Linked DNA regions of Mus musculus: region 2 is linked to region 1. A link is a loop called in an ENCODE intact Hi-C map of the cell type or tissue named here. Cell type or tissue: heart. All regions are shown on one strand. Each heading gives the region's core, and the rest is flanking DNA. Links, peaks and the distances in the headings are about the cores only.

The links. Peaks named below come from ENCODE experiments on the same cell type or tissue, not always from the same donor. Only the 100,000 strongest peaks of a DNase experiment are listed, where the experiment ranks them.
Region 2: it touches region 1 in a loop (4-fold over the local background); 4 of 42 quality-filtered maps call a loop at or near these places.

Annotation. Positions count from the first base shown.
Region 1 is chr1:74,235,205-74,238,103 of GRCm38, reverse strand. It overlaps Arpc2 (actin related protein 2/3 complex, subunit 2), which reads right to left and starts at 1,587. Exons shown (of 10, transcript NM_029711.2): 1 at 1,205-1,587. The coding sequence starts at 1,278. In heart, for the core only: no CTCF peak of the experiment used is centred there; DNase peaks (open chromatin) are centred at 1,003 and 1,643; H3K4me3 peaks cover 2,113 bases; H3K27ac peaks cover 1,987 bases.
Region 2 is chr1:74,391,739-74,394,637 of GRCm38, reverse strand. It overlaps Ctdsp1 (CTD (carboxy-terminal domain, RNA polymerase II, polypeptide A) small phosphatase 1), which reads right to left. Exons shown (of 7, transcript NM_153088.2): 1 at 2,674-2,899; 2 at 1,212-1,360; 3 at 737-841; 4 at 563-619. The coding sequence starts at 2,740. Mir26b (microRNA 26b) reads right to left here and starts at 328; the gene lies at 244-328. In heart, for the core only: a CTCF peak has its summit at 1,346; DNase peaks (open chromatin) are centred at 687, 1,357, 1,817 and 2,347; H3K4me3 peaks cover 1,744 bases; H3K27ac peaks cover 1,707 bases.

The sequences.
Region 1 (2,899 bases), core at 185-2,684:
AAAAGAGACGGAGCAGACAATGTATTCCGAGTAAGTAGTGGGTTCATGCTTTCGATGTCTGTGAACCACAAGTTCATTACAAATGCTTAGAATTAAAGGGGGAGAATGAATGAATTCCCCCTCTCCCAGTCCTCTTCCCTCTGTGGATCGGCAAGCACTTTCCTATTTCTAGTTCCTAGTTCACAGAAAACAGCCTGCACTTATTTCCTAACTGTGAAACCAAAATGTGAAGCCCCACCTTTACCAATGAGGAAATGAGGCAAAGGAATGGCCACAGGCCACCATAAATTAGAACCTAAAACCCAATTCCTCTGCTCAGGTTTTAAATATATTAGAGAGGCAACGCGGCTTTAAGGGAGGAGTTTGCTTTTTTGTGTATGACAGAGAGGGCTGGAAATACGTCCCATATATTAAGATGCTGATGTTATAAATGGTTATCTTAAGAACTTTATAGATTCTGGGAGCAGAAGCAGCTATTAACCCAGTCGGCATTACTACAGAAGAAATCAAAGACCGGGGTCTTTGATAAGAATTTAAGACACACAACCAATAAGTAAATAGAGCAAGCTTGTCTCGAGAGCTAAAGAGAGTGTGGATGGAGAACCGTTGGCTTTGCCTAAAGGATATATAACAAAATGGCTAGTTTCACAGTAGGTTAGAGATTTTTTTTACCCCCCTAGCAGCCTGGGTCTGCTTTCAGTCTTGCCTCCTGCTTTTCCTGGGGTCTCGAGAGATGGGGGTGGGGAAGCAGAATGCTGGTGGCGATCTGGGCCTACACGTTCTTCCCACCTCGCCCTGGGAATTCCTGAAAACTCCATTCAATCCAGCTTCCCCAAAAGGGTCTCTCTGGGTTCGGTACAATGACGGAAAAGACAGAGGGAAGTGCACCCCTCTCTTCCCCCCTGAGGACCGTAGGCTCTCGGGCGTGACTTCTGGCCTCGGCTGCCCTCACGTCCTACAGGTCTCCTGTTCTCTGGCACGCCTTGCCCCTGTCCTCTCGCTGCTTCCGCATCCCTATCTCAGCCTCTCCCCACGCATCTCAGGCCCTCGGCTCACCGCGCCCCGTGGCTTCCCACGTCCATCCTGCCAGGGAAACCCTGAAGCCGCGCCAGGTTCCCGATTTGTCCCCCTCTAGGGCTGGGGAGCTGGACGCCACCCGGGATTTAGCTGGGGTCAACTCGGCCTCCTCCCGGCGTGCGCTTACCCGGCGGCCGCGTTCTCGAACTTGAGCGCGAGCGTCTCCTCGATGATGCGGTTGTTCACCTCCAGCAGGATCATGGCGGCGGCTGCCCCGGGCAGGGGAAGGAGAAACAAGGGCGGTGAGGGTGGGCAATCGAGGGTAGGACGGAGGGAGCGGCCCCGCTGCCCCTGACGAGGGGGGCTGGGTGCGGTAGGTGAGGGGAGAAGGGGACGGGGAGCGGGGTGGGGAGAGGCGGACACACGCGCTGGCCCGGCACGCGCTGCCTGTAGCAGGCAGCCACCACCCGACCGACCTGGCCCCCGAAGCTTCAACCCGCCTGCCGAGCCGCCGCCGCCTCCGCCGCCGCCTTACTTGACGATCCCGGTCCCCGCCCAGCCCCCGGCTCCAGCCGGCCACTTCCGCTCTCACACCCACTTCCGCTCGCCGCCCGCACGCGCGGCCCCGCGGCGCCATTTCCGCTTCGACCTCGCGCGTGCACTCGCCCGCAAGCGCGTCCCGGTGAGGAGGCAGGCAGAGGGCATGCGTGCGCATGCGCCACACGCCGCCCCGCTCCTCCTGACCAGGAGAGTCCTACGCTCACCTGTCATTCCCCGTTGTCCGTACAATCCACCTGCCCCTTTCGCGAATATTCCAGAAGCCTGATTCCACCCTTCCGATATTATTTCAGAAGCCCCCTTAAGAAGCTTGTTTGGGGTGGGGGGGATCCCTTGCTTCCAACTTGTGGGTGCTTTTTGCTCATTCCGTGCTTAGGGCTACCCTGCAGCACCGTTGTGCCTATTCTTCGCCAGCGACTGTTTAGTGGCCATCTCTCCTTCCCAGGGATACAGTGATTAATGCAATAGATGAGGACTTGACCTTCTAAAGCTTATGGTCTGCTAAAAGAAACGCAATAAAAGCCCGGCGTGGTGGCGCACGCCTTTAATCCCAGCACTCAGGAGGCAGAGGCAAGCCTGGTCTACAAAGTGAGTTCCAGGACAGCCAGGGCTATACAGAGAAACCCTGTCTCGAAAAACCAAAACCAAAAAAAAAAAAAAAACAAAAACAAAAAACCAACAACAACAAAAACGCAATAAATTCCACGTTGTTATTGGGCAATAAAGGAAAGGAATCCAGATGGGCCTTAGGGATTCCTGTCATACCTTTATTTCTTTGCTTAAGTGCCGCCACCGCCACCTGTCCTTTCAGCTTGGGTACCATGTTTCCACTTTTTTCTCTTCCAGGAACAATTTTAATTAAGCCTCTTCTCCATGCAATAAAAAAAAAAATTTTGTTTGATATTGATCAGAGGACACCTTTTGGTAGTCAGTTCCCTTCTCTCTCCAACACATGGATCCTGAGAATTGAACTCAGGTCATCGGGCTTAACAACAGGCACAACTTGCTGAGCCACGCCCTGGCCCTGTTTGTCCAGATTTTTGAAAGAGGGACTTGCTCTGTAGCTCTGGCTAGCCTTGAACATGTATTGGTGTCTCCAAGTTCTGGGATTCTCAGTTCACACCAATATGCCTTTCTTACTTCATTTCAGTTGTCTCTAAAAAAATCTTTTTTGCTGCTTGTGGTGAGGCATACTTTTAATCCTAGCACTCGGGAGGTGGAGACAGGCAGATTTCTGTGTGTTCCAGGCCAGTCTGTTCTACACAGCAAGTTCCAAGCAAGCCAGAACTGCATGGTGAGACCTTGTCTCTTGTCTCAAAGCAAA
Region 2 (2,899 bases), core at 178-2,677, 160 kb before region 1:
GGGGAACGAGCCAGTGAGGGAGCTGCTGGCCAACAGGCTTAGGGGTGATCCACAAAAGGGGGACAGGAACAGTGGAGGAGGAAGGGCAGTCTAGAGAGGCTGCCCCAACCATACCCCATTCCTAAAGAGATAAGAATAGGATTCCCGTGGTCCCACCTCACCTAGTGGGAGCCACTCCCCTTCCCACACTGGTTTTATCCAAATGCAGGAGTCCAGGTTAGCCCTCTCACCCCAAGGCTGCAGGGCACCGGCCCCCGAGCCAAGTAATGGAGAACAGGCTGGTCAGCACCACAACCTATCCTGAATTACTTGAACTGGGTCCCGGGCAGTAGGGGTAAGAGGGGAAAGAGGGCTGCACAAGACAGGACCAGAAGGAGCCCAGTGTGCAGGTCTGGGAGTCTGGCTCCATCTCTGGAGTACCAGGTAGTCTTGGGTTCTCACTCTTTCTGAGCTTTGGACACGCCCCATCTATTAAAGTTCCATGGGGGACTCGCTCAAGAAGGGTGGGAGGAACCTGGGTGTAGTGCAGACACCAAGCTCCCCACCTCCCTCTGACCCTCACCTGGTGGACCACTCCATCTATCTCCACCGGGATGATGAAGTCCGCATTGTTCACTGGCTGTAAGGAAAGAATAATGGCTGGAGCTGGCGGGGAGGGAATCCCAAGGGTGGAAATCCAGCAGAGACCTCCCCCTGTCAAGAGACTAGAGGCTGAGAGGTGCCAGGCAGGGCCCACCTTGAAGGAGCTGTGCACCAGGGTCTCGTCCAGGTCGATGACGACGCAGATCTTGTCTGAGTCCTGGGCCTTGGCCTCGGGAAGCAGGTACTGGACTGGGGTGTGCTGTGGGGAGGGCTGGGCTGGAAGGGCACCTCTTACAGGGGCTTCCCTCCCCAAATTTCTCTATCTGAGGACCCGACCAGACCTTCTACCCCCTCCCCAGCTTGGAGTCTTGCAAACTGTGAGCCAGGGGTAAGATATATGGATCCTTTTTCCTCACCTCATAAAGTTCCCACCAGCAAGGAAGGCATAACTGTGGGTTGGGAGGCTGCAGTGGGGCTGGAAAGGGGGGGGGGGACCTAGCAGGCAAGCGCCCTCCCTCTGCACATTTTAGGATCTGCACGTGTATCAGTGAAGTTCGGGCCTATACCCCTATCTGTATCTGCCAAGTCTACTTCCGGCTAGGTCTCGGTGCATCCAAATTGCCACAAACCTTAGGGATGGCGCCATTTTCCTCCACCAGCAGGGGAGCCCCACTGTGGGCAGGTAGGGGCTCCCCATCATCCCGGCAGACACAGCAGAAGAGGGAGTGGAGGATGCCCCGACTCCGGGGCTTCTGGGAAACTGCTGACTTCTGGTCACCTGAAGCAAGACGTGAATGTGGGCACACTGGCCTGCAGGGGCTGCATGCACTCCAGTCTCAAATCCCTGAGCACAGAGAATGTGAGCATTCTCCCTCCATCAGGAGACACATGGGGGTGGCTCTGGCTGGCTGTCCTCCAGAGAACCCCGCTTCCATGAGCCCCACCACGGGCCACTTCAGGGCCCCTGCAGCTCAGCGTCTTAAGGAAATCTGGTGTGGCTTTTTAGGAAGGCAGCCACTTTAAGAAGTAGATGGCTTAAGGAGGGGACCGATTTTTCTCACGGTTGGTTCTCAATCATCTGACCCCACAGGTGGACGTTACCTGAGCATCCCCTGCTCTGGACCTTCAGGGCTCAGGGCCCTGTCGTCCACTCCCACTCTCCCTCCATTCTGTCTACCCAGTGAGTCCAAAGTCCCCATTGAGCCTGGGCCCAGAGGCCAGTGTCCCAGGGCTGTCAGCCCCACCGGCCCCACCTCCTTCACCCCGCCCCGTCTCTTTGCAGCGGCCTGTCTAAATTGACAGACCTACCCCCACCAAGCCTCTTCTCTAATCCTTTCTGCCTCCAGGCCACCCCCCCCCCAACCCCCAAAGAGCGAGGAACTGGACAGTGGACAAACCCGGAGTGACTTCCCAATCTTGAAATTCACACAGGGGAGGGAGGGGTGAGCCCCACTCTTGCGAGCCTTAGGGGCTCCGCATAGGCGGGCAGCACCCCTTACAGGGTGGGTGCAAGCGTGCACAGGCCCGAGGCCAACCGGCCTAGCCTGTTGCAGCCTGGGTGTCGCGTGCCCAGCTGGATACAAGGCCCCCAAGTCTGTCTTGCAAGGCTAGGGGCTCTCTGCCTTCGAAGGTGTCGTCTGCACCTCCACGCGTGACGCCCGAGTTTGTGGGAACCTGGCTGTGAGTTAGTTGGCGGGAGATCCCTGCAAGCCTCCCCAGCCCGCTGTCACCTCGGCACCCCTTCCAGACCTCAGCCTGGAGGGGGCGGAGCCTCAGCGGGTGGCCGGGTGGCCGCCTCACCCCCACCTTCTCGTCCCATTGGCGCCAAACTGGGGGAGGGGGTGACGCCCGGGAGCCCGCCAGCCCCTCGCTCGCCTTCTGCCTCAGTTTCCCCACTACGAGAAGCCTCGAGCGCACTGGTGGCGCCAGGCCCCGCCCAGCGCCTCAGACTCTCGCGGAGTTCAAACTCTCTCGGCCGCACTGGCCGGGGCTCGGGCCGGGCCAGGCCGAGGCGCGCGCCCGGGACAGCGGCAGCGACCGCAGCGCGGGGACGGCCCCTAGTCCGGTTCTGCCCTCCCGCCGCCCGCCTACCTTTGCCCCGCAGCGGGCCCCGCGCCTCCTCCTTGCTGATCTGAGTAATGACGGCCGAGCTGTCCATGGGGCCCGGCGCGCTCCGCTCCGGCCGGACTCTGGCCCCGGCGCCCGGCCTCCCCCCCGGCTCGGGCCGGAATCGGGGCGCGGGGGGGAGGGGAGGGTGGGAGGGAGGGATCCCCGCGAGCTTCGGAGGGGAGGGGAGCCAGGTTCTCGGGGGGAGGGG